Regions from separate parts of the Homo sapiens genome. Here region 1 is linked to region 2. A link is a loop called in an ENCODE intact Hi-C map of the cell type or tissue named here. Cell type or tissue: IMR-90. All regions are shown on one strand.

Evidence for each region. Peaks named below come from ENCODE experiments on the same cell type or tissue, not always from the same donor. Only the 100,000 strongest peaks of a DNase experiment are listed, where the experiment ranks them.
Region 1: it touches region 2 in a loop (10-fold over the local background); 6 of 110 quality-filtered maps call a loop at or near these places.

The regions. Positions count from the first base shown.
Region 1 is chr7:133,431,972-133,439,971 of GRCh38, forward strand. The region is part of intron 7 of EXOC4 (exocyst complex component 4); the gene reads left to right. Among named protein-coding and RNA genes, the nearest start is that of MIR6133, 150 kb to the left of the region's middle. In IMR-90, a CTCF peak has its summit at 2,474 (motif pointing left); a DNase peak (open chromatin) is centred at 4,190; H3K27ac peaks cover 309 bases.
Region 2 is chr7:133,739,814-133,747,813 of GRCh38, forward strand. The region is part of intron 10 of EXOC4 (exocyst complex component 4); the gene reads left to right. Among named protein-coding and RNA genes, the nearest start is that of LRGUK, 380 kb to the right of the region's middle. In IMR-90, a CTCF peak has its summit at 3,118 (motif pointing left); no DNase peak of the experiment used is centred here.

The DNA.
Region 1 (8,000 bases), 310 kb before region 2:
TTTTGTAACTTTTGATCAACTGATTGATACCTGGTATTTAAAATAACATGTTTAAAAAAGATTCCTGAATTTTGTTGTATCTGTGAGAGATACCCTAGGGAGGATCATAAGTCTACTATGATCATAATTGTGTTCCTGGTCTAGTCTATCCCTTTAATGTTGGGAGTTGAGAATGGGAGAATATAAAAGAATTCTTTTGGTTCAGGTAAAAAAGACATTTTTAGAAAGTTAGCATGGGATAGTGAGGAAAAAAAAACAAAACAGGCTTTTATTTAGAAGATTTGTGTTCAAATTCTGGCTCTACATCTAATTAGTTATATAACTTTATTAACTTTACCAAGGCTCACTTTACTCATTTGTAAAATGTGGATGATAATAATAAATTCCTACCTTACAACACAGCTTTGTATTTGGTGAGCTAATGTATGGGACATATAGTAGGCATTTAATAGCTGATAGTGAAATCTGAACCTGGGGTTCATTGGACCTTCTTAAGAAAATTTTGGTAGATAGATATATAAATATAAGTATCATGTTTATGTAATATATGTATTCCTCTCCCCCCTTTATATCTGCATCCCATGTCTTGTTTCCAGTAGGATTTAACTGGTATGTGGTTGATAAGTTAACTTTTAAATGTATGTAATAGCCAGAGCCTTTTAAAGTTATCTTAAAATGTTCACTGTAAAGCTTCGTTAATAGCTGCTGTAAATCTGTTTGTCAAGTGCTTTCCACTCTCTTCCAGTTTCTGCTAATGCTACTACTATTGCTTACTACATTATCCAAGTTGGAAACCTTGGTATGATCTTTCCTGCTTTCTCTTTTCTTTGTAATTCTGCTGTCTAGCAGGCTATTTCTATGCAAAACTAATACTGCATAAAATATTGTCAATGCCAATGTAAGGTAGACAGCTTAGCAAGTACATGGACTTGAAACACCAGAGTATGCTAAGCAGCACTCTATAGCTGTAATGTATTACCCTTTGTCAACAGATTTCTGAGACATCAATGAAACTCCTAATCATGTCCGTTTATACGATATAATACCAATTTTACAGTTTTTTTCTGCTTAATTCTCATTCTTATTTTCGAATGGTAGTAGTATCAATGGCAGACTTCTGTAAAACTAGGACTGACATACTTAGATGATGAGATCTTGTTATTCCATAAGCGGTAGGATACCAGATGTGGTAAACAAATAACCTCTAGCAGCCTGAATGGAAGGATGTGGTAGGTTGGATTATTGTTCAGCAAATATTCATTCCCTAACCTACCCCACTCCCAATAGCCCCCCACCCAACCTATGAGAGCAGTCTGTTTCGTCATCCAATTGCTATTGGACTTGGTCGTGTGACTTGATATAACCAATGGAATGTTAGCAAATATGCCACTAGCAAAGGCTTGAAATATGCTTGTGCAGTTGGACTTGGTCTTTGCACTTCTATTGTTTGCCGTGAGAAGAACATGCTTCTAGTAGCTGCTAATTCAAGAAGGATGAAAAGCACTGGCTCTGGACCTGATCTGCAGCTTGGTACCAAGCCCAGTGTAGTCCAGCCTACAGCCAAGTCCCAGATAATGAGCATATATGTGAGCAAGGAAGATATACTTGTTGTATGCTGCTGAATTTTGAGGTGGTTTGTTACTCAGTATTGTGGCGGTAGCTGACAAATACAGAAGGATACTCATTTCTTTTAAAGACCTTCTTTAGGCACTGTTTTGGAAGCTGCAGCTTTCCATGTAGCATCAAGAACTTTATTGTTCAATGGCACCTATTTTAATGCCAGTTTTGTCTCTGGTTACTGGCAAAACTGTTCAGGATTGAAAGCTCACTTTAAAGAAATGCTTACAATTCAGATGGGAAGAAGAGTGCTGGTTGACCCTGGCTATCTCCACAAACCTGTCTGTACTTGGAAGTTGTTTCTAGGAAAATATAATGGCCAGTGGCTCCTTTTTTTGTTGTTGGATCAGCTAGTTGTATGTCCTTAGTGGTACAAAGGGCAGTGAATACACAAAGATAGTATCTTTAATTATGGAAGGAGCCTATTAAAATTCCATTTTATCTTAAGAAATAAACATGTAAAGGAATCTGGAGGAGGCCAAACACCTCTTTAAAATAATGATTGTCTTGGGCTAATTCCTTTACTGTGCCTTCAGCATCATTAGATGCCAATCCTACTGTGTAGGTTCATTTGCAAACAAAACTGATTAGAGACTGGAGGCTGTGTGCATGAGACCTCCCTAAAGCAGAGGTTTCAGAAACCTGCACATTGTTTAAACTGGTTACCCTCAGCACTACTTTTATTTATTTTCTCTCTACATGGGGGGGAAAAAGAAGGTTGTTTATTTCAAAGGGTATTAGAACCCATTCTTCAAAAGAGAATACCGAAAAAGAGAAAAAAAGATATTGTGTAAAAGCTCAGAAGGTTTTCAGAATTTCCCTTTTTTGCCCATTGTAAACATGATCTTTCCCTTTGCTCTGAGCTCCCCCCTCTGGCATTAATGGTATATTTCTCTTTCTGTTACTACAAACTTCAAAGCTCCCCTCCAAGTCATTTTGCAAACTGTAAAGTAATGGTGGGGGCTGCTTTTATTTCCCAGAGTTTGTGGTGGGGGTGGACTGAGAAATGTAGAGGAACTGTTGGCAACATTTATTAACTTTTAATTTGGTGCAGAAAAAATCGGAAACCAAGTACCATACACCATTGATGTTGCTTCAAAGATACTTTGAGCTTGTTTAACCAATTTTTTAAAGCTTGTGTGCCGGACTGAAATGAGGTGCCTTTTATACAGACCTCAGGATTGTGCTGTCATAATAGATAAATCCATATGTCTCTTTGTTTTTGTAATTAAAGCTTTATCCTTCCTCTTTTTTGTCTTCAATGGCTATCTTTGTTCTGATAGAGACCGATTGCTTTATTGTAAGTAAACTCCTAACTATTGTGTGATATTCTCTTTAAAAAGAAGACTGGTGATGCCTAATTTATTTAGCACCATCTAGGAATCTGATTTTCAGTGTGGCTTAATTTTCCAGAAAATAGTCTCTCCCCTTTTAGCATTAAAGATTGTATTTTAACATCTTTAATGGAAATTTTATAAAATACATTTCTCAGATTTGGTCCTTTTGTCACAATATACTGAGCACATTCAGACTTTTTCTGGTGACTGAAGGACTGTCATTTTGAACCTGGTTAATCGATGCTTTGGTTGCACTTTTGCACACTACCCTTTATTGAATGTATTGTGATACGTCAGAGGTCATCTTGTCACATGTGAAGGCACGGACAACGTTCCATCGTGCTGAACCAGTCCCAGACTTCCATTAAAAAAAAAATCATACTTGTTCACTCTTCATACCCTCTGTCTTTTTTTTCCTTGCTTTTTGGGGGTAGGTTATCATGTCTAGCTATTGATCGTGTCTGTTTCAGACAAGCTCCTCTTGCTAAGTTGCTCAACTATTGTGGTATAAGCTGCAAAGGCAGAGAACCAAGGTGGTTAGAATTGTGTGTAGAATAAGCGACCAGAAAGCACTCTGTGGCATCATGCACATGAATTCTCAGCTATGGATTGTATAACATAAGGACATTTTGCCCCTGGAAATGTCCCTTTTTTCTTAATTCTCTCTTCCTTAGTTTCTGCTATTCTTAGTGGTCCAGGCTGCCAGGTAAATTAGGTATTCTTCTGTTAACAATGGCAGTCAAATGATACCTAAAACACCTTTATTGTAGAATTCTCTATCCTAGTCCCATCCATCTGTATTTGTGTTACTTAAGTTTTAGCTATTCCATGAAGATCCATTTCTGGGAAAAATGCTCCGTTATCTAGTGATCTGTTAATTTCTAGAAGTATCTAGGTTGAGGGTAAAGTTTTTGCCGTTTATTTTGCCACCTAGATTGTGCTGAATGGATAAGTGAATGAATATGTTTCTTTTGATACTGAAGCAAGTGGGTTTTTTCTTTTATTTTTTGTGATTAAATATTTGGTTAGTTTCTTTTTTCCTCTTAATTTGTTCTTACTTGTCCTTTATTCCTTAGAGCCACATAAGGAAGGGCAGGGGGAAAGAATTTGAATTATCTCAGTGTTTTTTTTTTTTTGTTTTTTTAAAGGAGATAGAATTTGCTCTTGCTATTCATTTCAAGAAATTGGTGATCTTGCATCAGCCGGCTTGTTTTTGAAAGATGTTTTTCTTGGCATCCATGCAAACTAACGATATGAACTGTATCAAACCCAGAGTGGCGTGGGCCTTCCTTGTACTGCCTTCTGACTTCTTCAGCTGCTATGTCTGTACTTGCCCTCCTATGTGCCCTGAGCTCTGCCCTCTGACTGAGAAGATCTAGAATTTGACTGTCCTCTTTAGGCCAGAGCTATCATTACTCATATAAATGATATTCTTTTTGAGATAGCTTTCTCCTTTCCTCTTCATTTGGCATCAAAACTAATAAATGATGAAACTAACTTCCTTTCCAGTAATTAGAACCTTTCTCTTTTTCTCTTTTTTGTCTCTCTTTTCCTGAGTGAAGGCAGTGTGGTGTTAAAAAAAAAAAAAACCCTAATATTATCCATATCTTATGGGATACTCTACTGGCATAATACTTCTTTACTAAAGCCTAGAACCATAGACTTCAGTTTTGGGGACCTGATCAAAGAAATAAGACAGACCTATGAAATAATCAGCCTCTTTAAGTATCATCACATACCCTTCGTGTGTACGAGCCAGTGGCTTTCAATTTGATTTAATCAGTGTATGGTTATTAATGTGCACTATATGGAATGCACTGTGTTCTATGCAAAAAAACTCCAAAAATGAAATCTTCATACCCTCCCCCTTTATTTTAGCTTGTAGGAAATGCATTTCTTCTGTTTTGCTTGTGTGGATAATTACTTTAGAGTAACTTATGATCTTTTCCCATGAGCTTAGTGTCAATTTCCTGGAGGCATATAATTTTATATAAATTTACCTGTTTGCCCTGTCTATAAATTGAGGATGAACTGATAAAAAAAAAATACATCTGAGTGACTATGGATGGGTTTGTGTGGGAGTGTGTGAGGATGGGAGAAACTTCCATGATTCATTAAGATATATTATGGTCATAGTAAAGGCTCATTTTAAAATTTTTTGATTTCTTTTTAAATTTTGCGTGTTATCCAAACATGTTAGAGGATTTCATTTTAAAGAAAGTACTGAAAATATTTGCCCAAATTAATATTTGTGTTCTACTTTTTTTCTCTTATAGTTTCTCAAATTTACTATATTTGTGTTACTAGAGTTTTTAGATTTTTATTCTGATTATGGCTTATGATTATCCACCAGATGTTTAAGTATTTTACCTTTTGCTATTATTTATGAGAGAAAAAAATGGACTGTAAGCTCCCTGTGGTACAATTTTCTGTTCAGAAGAAATGGAAAAGTTTGGTGGCATTCATTTTCTAGCTCATGGTCTTTTCCCATTTTCGATTATCTGGTGATCACTTACTATTTGCTCTAAACTTCAGACTAATGCTGGACAATGAAGAAGAATGCCTGTGACCTCATGGAGCTCACATCTGGATGGGAAAACAGTGCTATTGGTTTCACCACTAAAATTTTCCGTAATATTTCTTTGTTACCATTTTAAGATCGATAGGATATTTTATTATCTAATCTTTTTTCCACTTCACATCTTTTATTTCCCCGTTTTTCTGTGATGTTTCCATACTGATTGTAAATGACTCCACAAGTGTGTGCATGAATTCCCTTAAGCTCCTCTGCTTCCCATCATCCAGGCCTGCTGATTGGTATGAGTTCAGTATTGTCAAGTGTTCCCCATCTGCTTTTTGTCAGTCGCTATTTTTGCAAAGTCTTCCTTCTCTCTAATTATACAAATATGTCTTTTTCATTTTTCTTGTCAAAGACAAATTAAAAAGAATTAGTTCAGTTTCTTAGCTAGTTTAGTCTTCATTAATTCCAAACCCCACTCCATTTTTAGCACCATTTTTCTTTTCCTAGTCTTTGTCCCGCTTTTTGGTAATTTTAAAAGCTCCTCTTCTCTTGTCTGACTTATTTAAGTAGCATGAATTAATTTGCTACCTCTGACTCTTTTCTATAAGTTTTAGCTAACTCTAACAAGATACTTTTTCACTCTTCTCCATATTTAGTTCAGATCTGTCTTTGTCTGTAGATCTTTGAAGAGTCATTTGTGAAACTACATTAGGTGTTTCTTGTTCATTATCATTTTCCCCAAGAGGAATTTTAATCCTATGTGTGTTAATTATTTAATTATCCTAATGATGTCTCATATGGTACCCCTGGCCTCTTGCACACTGATGGAATTAATCCCTTATCCCAGGGCTCCTCAGAGTTCCTGATTCTTTAATGTTTGTACATTTATATTTAAATAGTTCTTATATTAGTTTTTAAGTAACTTTCCCCTGGTTTTTCCTTGCCATCTTGATTTTGTCTCTTATTTCTCTAATGCCCTATGTTCTTTCGATTTAAATATTATGACATTAGTTTCTTCCTTTCTGTTGCCTCCAATGGGGGTTGTTATTATCTAATATACTCTGGTTTCAAGCTTTAATAGCCATGAGAATCGTCTGGAATGCTTGTTAAAAGTCCAGATTTCTGAGTCTTAGCCCAGAAATTCTAATTCATTTGGTTTGTGAAGAGCCTAGATATGAAGAGCCAAACATCCCAAGTTTTAATGAGGTGGTCTACTGAGGCAGTCCACTATGACTACCACCTGCTAACTGCCATCCTTTATCTTAAACGCAGCAGCCAGATTTTTCATCTCAGAACATTTATAAAATGCCTGCTCTCTGTAAGGCACTGTGTTGGGCACTCAGAATATCACAGTGAGCAAACTGGACATTGTTCCTGATCTTGCAGTGCTTATAGTATGTTGAATTGTTTTCCTTATCTCAAAAACTTGATTACCTGTTGCTTACAGATGACAGTAGGTCAGTTCATTAGTATATTTTGCTGAGGTGCTGATAGAACATAAGAACAATGACTGGGAATCAGGAAATTTGACTTACAGGTTTGGTTTTACTTCTGCCTCTGTACACGTGTGTGTTTGCCTATGTATGTATATGTATGTGTGTGTTTCACTTGTAAAATGAAGGAGATTGGGTTGGATTACCACTGTTCCTTTCAGTCAGTATTTGAACCTCGGTTTTGGTTTCCATCTTCAAGATGTTATAGTTGTTTAAAGGAAATATACCATATTTCATCAGTTCTTTTTTTTTTTTTTTTTTTTTGAGATGGAGTCTCGCTGTCTCGCCAGGCTGGAGTGCAGTGGGGCGATCTCGGCTTACTGCAACCTCCGCCTCCTGGGTTCAAGTAATTCTCCTGCCTCAGCCTCCCAAGTAGCTGGGATTACAGGCCCCCGCCACCACGCCCAGCTAATTTTTGTATTTTTAGTAGAGACGGGGTTTCATCATGTTGGCCAGGATGGTCTGGATCTCTTGACTTCATGATCTGCCTGTCTCAGCCTCCCAAAGTGCTGGGGCTACAGGTGTGAGCCACCGCACCCAGCCCATATTTCATCAGTTCTAATGTATCATCACTTATCAGACCCCTCCCAACTTCAGAGATGTTAAAATGTGAAATAATATGTATCATATATCCATGAAGTATAGTGTACGTATTTATGTGTGAGTGTGTTTGTATTTGTGAGGATAATGATACCACACAAAGCTACCTTCTGACTACTGACACATGGTTACTTGGGACCAAAAAAGCTGTATCACTGGTCTGACACTCCTGAAAGACTCAGGATTTATTAAGAAACATAAAGCCTGTAACACAAAAGAAGCAAAGATGTAGGAGGAGATTATCAGTCTCTCAGCCCAGATGACCCTTCCCATGTTTTCCCTGGACCTGCCTCACTGTTGAATTGTGTAATGTGTAGAGATTCCTAACAATGAAGCCATCAGGGAGACTATAACTCATTGGGTAACTCTTCCATCTATCACTCAGCTCTGACATCTCCAAGAAACCAAACTCAGATGAGCACATTGCTTATT
Region 2 (8,000 bases):
TCTAATATTTCAAAAGGGTAGTATTCTGCAACCAGGGCTTTTTCCAACCTTCTCATAATACCTGGATGATGAAATTTGAGGCATAACCAGTGTATTTCCTTGCATCATTATTGTTACTGTGGGGCTGAGAGTCCTATAGCATGGCTCATTGTTTTTAAGGGTAAAGGATTCTAATGTAGCAAAATTAAGAGTAAAGAAATGAAGATATTAGAGGAAATTTCTTTGAAAATTTCATCATCAATTTATGGCATCCAGTTTTGTAATATTTCATATTATAATGTAGTTTGATTCGATGAGTTAACTTTAGCAAGCAGAAAGATACTACAAGCATGATAATAGTAATACTTGCTACCCTCATAGAACTATATGAAATAAAATTCTACTGAGTGTAAAAAAATAATGTTAGAACTTGACAGGAAGACTTGATATGCATTAGCTTGTGCACTGGAAGCAACAAGTAAGCATATGACCCTTTGAAAACTGTAGGACCATAAAATTCCCAATTTTTCACACATTTTATATATGAGTCTGCATGAATGTTAGCATGTACATTAATACTAAGACCTGTCCCTTAAACTTCAGGTTCTTGATCTTTTATTACCTGCTGGGATGGCAGAATTGCTTCATAAATGTAGTCCATCTTCATTTACATAGTGACACTGCTCAGGAGAGTCTCTGTTAAAAAAATTATCTGGAAACACTCCAACACTGTTGGGCAGTTTCATAGTTTGCTGGTTGTCTTTCATTAGATGTAATCTAACCTTCTTTCCCACGATGACAATATAAAATGCTTCAGAAACACACATCTCAGCAAATTGCTTTTCCTCATGACAATTATTTGTCCTTCTAATTAACACTATTCAGAATGAGATATTTTCTGAGAAACAAAGTCCCCTTTCTCACTCCCCCTTATAATAATAATTGCATCTACTTGTATACAGAGAGTTTACATATGTCATTTAATGTGATCCTCTAGGAATGATGGCCCCATTAGATAGTAGGCATAGGTTCTCATGGGAATGATGACCCTGTTCGATGAGTAGGCAGATATTAACATCCTCACATTAGAATTCAGGAAAGGAAGACACTGAGATTTGGAGGTATAATAGCTAGAGTGGTTTCTGTCTGTTACAGTGAGACCCTATTTGCCACTTTTAGTCAGTTTCCTGTTACTTGCAGCTCAATTAACACTGGTGGAAACAGTCACATACAGGGTAAATACTGGAGCTAGAACTTAAATCCAGCCCATCTAACAATAAATTCAAAGCTCTTTCAATTATCGCATGTGTAGAAAGTTGGTAAGAACTAGAGTTCAGTTTCTGGAAGATGACTGTCTACTTTTTTATTTCATCTTTCTTTACTCTTCACTTTGTCTCCTAAAGTAGCTCCCCAGCAGGTATCTTCATCTCTCTTCCCGTTCTTGCCTCTAAACACAGGTCTGTTCTTATTCATACCAGCTTGTCTCTCCCCACCAGGCCTGAGCTGACCTGAGCATGCCAGGGCCTCTTTCTACCCACTGTTCCAGCCCTGCTGCTCTCCTGCTGATTATTTGAATTATGTTTCAAGATATAGCTTAAATGTAACCTAAAAAATATGAAACCTCCCATTTTCTTTCTTTAGTTAACATAACACCTCGCTCCTGTCATAATTATTGTTCCTATCACATGGTATCATAATTATTAGAGTGTTTCTCTCCACTAGGCAAAGACCTTTCTAGAGAGAAAGCCTAGGTCGTATCTGGCCCTGTATTCTACCATCTGGGACATAGTTGGCACTCAGAAAATGTTTCCTGAACTTCTGAAACATTGAGTGCTCTAATTGAACTATGTGCACAGTACGGTATTACTTTTCAGAATTAGGTCATTCAAAATCCTAAAGATATTTTTCAGCTTTCATTTCTGAGCCTTAAATTTAAGGTACCTGAACTAACATTTCACTAAGGCATGTTTGAAACCCATATTATGGATGAGTATCTATGACTTTATCTGATGCTTTTTATACTGTTGTATAGATTGTAGTATGACTTTGTTTCTCAGTACCTTCCAGTGATTTGTTTGCCATTTGCTGATCTGGATTGGTGATGTAGTTATTCCAGAGACTAGCTGATTACAGTGCCCTCAGGGACTGATAAAGTTATTTTAATAGAAATCCATTTGCCCTTTTATGAAATGAATGCCCCCAAAGTCTATAGAATTGTCACGTTGTAGTGAATGTGCTGTTGTTGTTATTATAATACACTTTGTAGGTACTAAACTACTTCTGCGGCTGCTTCTACTGCTCATCGCACCATCTGTGTTGAATACCAGTCATTAGCCCTCTTTTTCAGTCTGATGATTTTTTAAATTCATTTTTCCTTTGAATCCATTGGATTCCTTCTCCTGTCACTTTCCCCATGCTTCTTGGATTAGACAACACTAACACCATTTTTAGGGCTGTTGCTAGCTAGCCCTTGAGAAAGTCCCGTTTTTAGAGATTTCTGGTTACCTTTAGCATTGAGAACTGCTCCTGCTTCATTTATTTCTTCTTAGAGTTTTGCTTTAAAAGATACAGTAAAACAATGCAACATGATACCCTGGTTTACCAAGGTCTTCTTGGCTCCTAGAGAAAGGATTTGCGACAACTTTACTGAATTATGTTTGCTTAAAGTGAACTACACCTTGATAGCAATTTAAGATTCTCAACATGTAAGATGTTATTAGTATTCCATAAAACTTGGATTTATGAGAAACCAAAAAGTTTAAAGTATTTTAGAAGTATTTTTAAAGCTAGTTTCATATCCTGCAGCAAGAAAACCATAAATTTCTCTCTGACAAAGGAATCAGAATCTGTTAAAAGCATTTGTCAGTGATACATTAATATTCACGATAGCTCATGCAATATTGCTTAGTTTTTGGTTTGTTTTTCCCCCCAAGTTGAGACTTTGAATACAGCAGCATTTAAAAGGGAACACATGTAGCTCGAAAGGATGTCACCTTCATTCCTGGGTTGTGCATCCCCCTGGAGTTGTTGACCTGGAAGTTCTAATAGAATATGTGTTAAAAATACGGGAAACATATTATTTTAACATCAAAAGAGGAACAAAGAAAAAGATTGTTTTTGCTTTTCCCAACTGCCCTCTGGTGGCAAAGGCACAACAGACAGCAAAGACGTTTAACAAAGATTCTTGCTGTGTAGGTGCTGCTGGTGGTTCTTAAGAGGCTCTTAAACCAAAGTCTGTACTGTACATGTGTGCTTCTGAAAAAGAAGAACAGAATATTGGGTCTCATAATTATATTTTACTTCCCAGCGGCATCTGTTCTTATCATAGTAGCACCAGGCTCTACTAGCTCAGTCAATACTTGTATATTAACAAGAGACAATCGATAGAAAAATTAAAAGGAAAAGTCAAGGTAATTAGGCTAAAGCTGCTGCTTATGGGTTTTCAATAATTACTTTAGCTTCCTCTTGTTTTCCCATCTCCAGAAAAATAGGGCCTGATTGAAGGCCCTGATTGAAGGGCCTGGGTCGTGTTTGACTGAGGACATGTCAAAATTATACAAAGCCAAGCAGGAAATAAAATTAAGCTGTATTTGTTTTAGAGCAGTAAAAGGGGCTTTGCATGATGGCATGGGAAGAATAGATGTTGATTTAAATGTACCCCTTAGCAGCTGTGCCATTGTTGGTACCTGTTTCATGTCATCAGTTTCTGTACTACTGGCAGTAGCCCACTCAAAAGCACTATGACATGTCATGTATTAAATTAAAGCTCCAGAGGAAGATAGCGAATGGATTTCTCCCCAAAACATCAGGATATGTTTGGAAACTAGATGCCATCCTTTATGAAACCATGAAATTAGTCAAAACCCCCCCATGGTTGCCATTGTGGGCCATACTTGGGCCATTGTTCTTTATGGACATAATTGCTAGAGATCACTGTCCATTTAGTGAGGCTTAATCAACAAGCCACACACATTGTGTGAAGGAGTCTAATCTTTGGTTTTGAGCTACTTGGGTGTTTTCGTGCCCTGATGCTGTGAAATCTTCTAAATACATCAGAGCCACCCTGCTTCTCACTGCTGCTTAGTAGGTTGGTGTGTCTGCCTCCTAGGGGAAGGAGAAAACCAGAGGATTTCCTAGTTTTGGAGAGAGAACTCTGAGGAGGAAGGATAGGCTACTGAGAGAGAGATTTCATTTTTTATGTTCATTTACAGTCTTCATTTGCACTATTTCTGTCAGCTCAAAGTACTTTATAAACTTTACAACCAAATTATGTACCAACATCATTTCATTCATTGCTGATATATAGCTGTTAAACATCTGCCAGGTACACATTTCCTGGAGGCAAAAAAAAAAAATGTGGAAGAGAATTAGATCTTGTTAAATGTTCAGAGAAAATGTAGATATGGGGCATATTATATGAAGATATTTATTGAGCACCTATGTACAAGGCATTATAGAAGACATCTTAGGTACAGGAAATATAGCAAACTCTTAACTCTGCCCCTCATCACCGCTGCCCCCTTGAACCTCCCCTCCTTCCCTCCTAAGTTTGTTAATCAAAAGTGAGTAATAGAGCCAGGATTTGAATCCAGGAGAGTCTGATTTAAAAGCACAAACCTTTCATTACGATTTTTACTTGATGTTTAAAAGAAAGCCTCTCTAGGGGAAGAAGAAATGTACGAAGCTGGTATTAACTCAGTGAACCCAAAATCTAACTGATGATAGAGTTGTTGGTTTGGGAGAGTGAGATAGAAGAGTATTGAATTAAATGTACATGCCCAAAGGCATTGAAAAGTTAAGATGAGGAAGCACAGATAGTACTAGAGCTTTGATGAGAACTGTTGTTAATTATTTTTAATGCCACAAATGGCTTTATATTATTCCACCACTGGTTAAGCTTGCATGTGTGAATCCCTGCTGTCTGTAAAACCTCCAGCAAGTAAAACCTTTGCTGATTGGTGACTTGGCTCTGTCATTTTTATAAGACTGTACCGAGGCTCGCAGAAAATGCTTGATTCTATACACCCTTTAGCTAAGGCCAATGAATTGCACATGCAGCCAAACCTGGACAAAGCTGATCGCTACATTTTTGCTGCTTTTTGCTCATGATCCCAAGCGTATAGAAGGTTCTAGCTGATGATTTCATGGTGAAACTAGTACATAATAAGCATTTGTGTTTTTTACTTAAAAAAAAGTTATTCCAAATGCATAATCACTTCTGGATCAGCAATGTCTAGAAATTTGCCAAGGAGATAATTTTTGAAAGTTCACTTTTTCTCCCCTTTCTTGATCCTTTTTATTTAATCATTCCCAGGAAAGGTTCTTTCTACTGCTCTGCCTTTTTTCTTTTATTTTTGTTGCTTCCATTGTCACTCCATATTTTTTGTCTTTACCGTTTTGATTTTCACCCTATAGAAAGTTTGTGTGCCAAATACCAAATAAGAATGATGGGATATTATGCAAGCACTAAGGCAGTAGAGTGTAGTTATGTAATAAGAGCTTACACTCGAGTACAGCTGCCTGGTTTGAATCTCAACTGTTCTTTTAATTAATTATATAATCTTTAGTAAGTTCTTTAAACTTACTGTCTAATTTTATCTATAAAATGAGAATTATAGAAGTATCTATCTTCTAGCATTGTTATCAATATTAAATGACTAACATATAGGAAGTATTTTGTACACAGTGTTCTATAAATAAATGTTAACCTATTTAATAACAAAAACTTATTAAATTATGTCTGTAAGGTATGTGTAATGATACAGAAAATGTTCATGAGAGAACTTTAAGAAACAGGATATAAAGTGACGTGATCACAGCTATTAAAACAAGCATTTAAACATTTTTGAAAAGACTGGAATAAAATAGGACAAAATATTAATTATGGTTTATTTTAGAACTATTGCCTCCTGTTACTCTTTTTTTTTTTTTTTTTTTCCTGTTTGGGTTACTTATCACAATCCACAGTTATAGTATTGGTCTATTTAGTTGGTTTTGATGGTCTCTCCTTCTAGCATGTATGTTTTAAATGAGAAAGGACTCAAGTCAATCTTTTTCTACCATTATATATTGTGTCTAATGCCAAGTGTCTGGCACAAGACTTCTCTTCAATAAGTACGTGTTAAGTGAATATGTTTACCTCTTACTTTTCTGTGTTTTTCAGTCATATTAACAGAAAATCCCTGTTACAACATTTTTTAAAAAGGCTATTTTTAAAACATTAGCTCAGCTTTGTTAAAGGCTTAAAATAGGTAACCTTAAAAGTATTACCCTATAGTTCATGGTAAAGTATCAAAGAAGAAGAAAAAATTTCTCATATTACATGTTCACTTGTTTTGTTTTGTTTTTAGAAGTGGCCATTCCAACTCACAGCCTTTATTTATTTTAACTTTTTGATGTTTTTCTTGTTAGCTTTTAATCAGTCTGAGAAAATCCTAGGTATATTTAATTTTCCCCTATTCTGTTTTACACAAACTAAAGCTCTTCCTTTTTGATTAGGATAGTTAGTTTCAAGTGACATAAAGAACTTTCGTTACTTTGCTAGTTAAATGTTACCTTAAAGCCTTATTGTAGGTGAGGAAATATCCCTTTTTTTAATTCCAAAAATTGTAGCATGATTAATGAACTCACAGATTCCTTTAGTGGTTTACTCTGTGTTAATTATCCCAGTGCCAGAGTTTCTACCTAGTATGCTTTGACTCACTGGGCCACAGTGCATTTCTGCCTAAGGCTGGGTTACATGTAACTTACCTGCAGATATGCCAGTGAGAGGAATACGTGTTTCTTTGCCAGAGACTTTGCTTTCCAGTAAAACTTGGCCTTGGCATTCGTTGTTGAGGTTCATAAGGTTTTCTGTTAGCTCTGTAATTCAGTGCTCATTTTTAAAGATGAAACTTCAGTGAAATAGGATTGTAACGATACACACAGGTTCATACAGAGAAAATTCAAACAGAATGCAGAAACCTTCTCATCTGTTACTAAAAAATTTCAAAGCCAGAGATGCAGCCCATCTTTCTCGTGATTCCTCATTCAACTGCCAGACTGACAGCAGGAAATTCTACCATGATCCTTATGAGTCAGGGCAGCGTTTTCTCTTTTCTAAAGAGGGTCTCACTGAAGGACTTTAGAGAAAGCAAAAACAGGAGATGAGAGAAAGAGAGAAGGAAATAACTTGAGGAAAGTCAGAGGTTCAGACTGGTGTTTATTGACTGGGTAATACTAGTAGTACAACTACACCTGGGGAATGTTAGGAATTAGGTCCAGACAAAAGGTATGTTGTTTGAAGCAGCACTTAGAAAAACATCCACTTCTCTGAATCTTTGGTTGAAGTGACGTAATTAGATGTGCATAATGAATCTTCCAGTAGCATTTTGTTACTCTGAAGGTCTGAGACTTTTCTGAGCCCTTAACTCCAAGTTGGTAGTATCTTCAGTTTTCTGAAATACCATGCTATTATTGCTCTATATTAAGATCTGTTGTTTAATATAATATTGGAAAGTATTGCAGCGAACACACCTAAAAGTAATTACTATTGAAAGTAATGTAGTCCAGAATAAAGACAACTGTACGCTGAGTAGAAGGAATAAATGGTACAGGTTGAATTTTTCTTATGGCAGTGGTAGTACTGTTGGGGATGGTGGTCACTATCACTGTTATTTTATTTTTCTTACAGGGAATAAACTTGGCATGTTTAACTTGTGGTTAGAACGCCAAGAAGACTAATATTATAGTATATAGTAACATTTATTTAAAATCACACTAGAAATAGTCATAGAAATTGATATGCTGTATCAAATGAAATAATTTGTGAATTGATTTTGAAATGCGTGTACATTGAAGTGTATGTTGGTAAAATGATGATGGTGATGTACCTTTCTGACCTTGGTGTATTCATTTACCCTTGTCAAAAAATAAAGGTGATTTGAGCTGTTTTGCTCCTCAGAGGATCCAACTGACCATATAACCTGACTTCCTAGCCACTCTGTTGCTCCCCGCTCCTTCATCCCCACGCCAACATAACT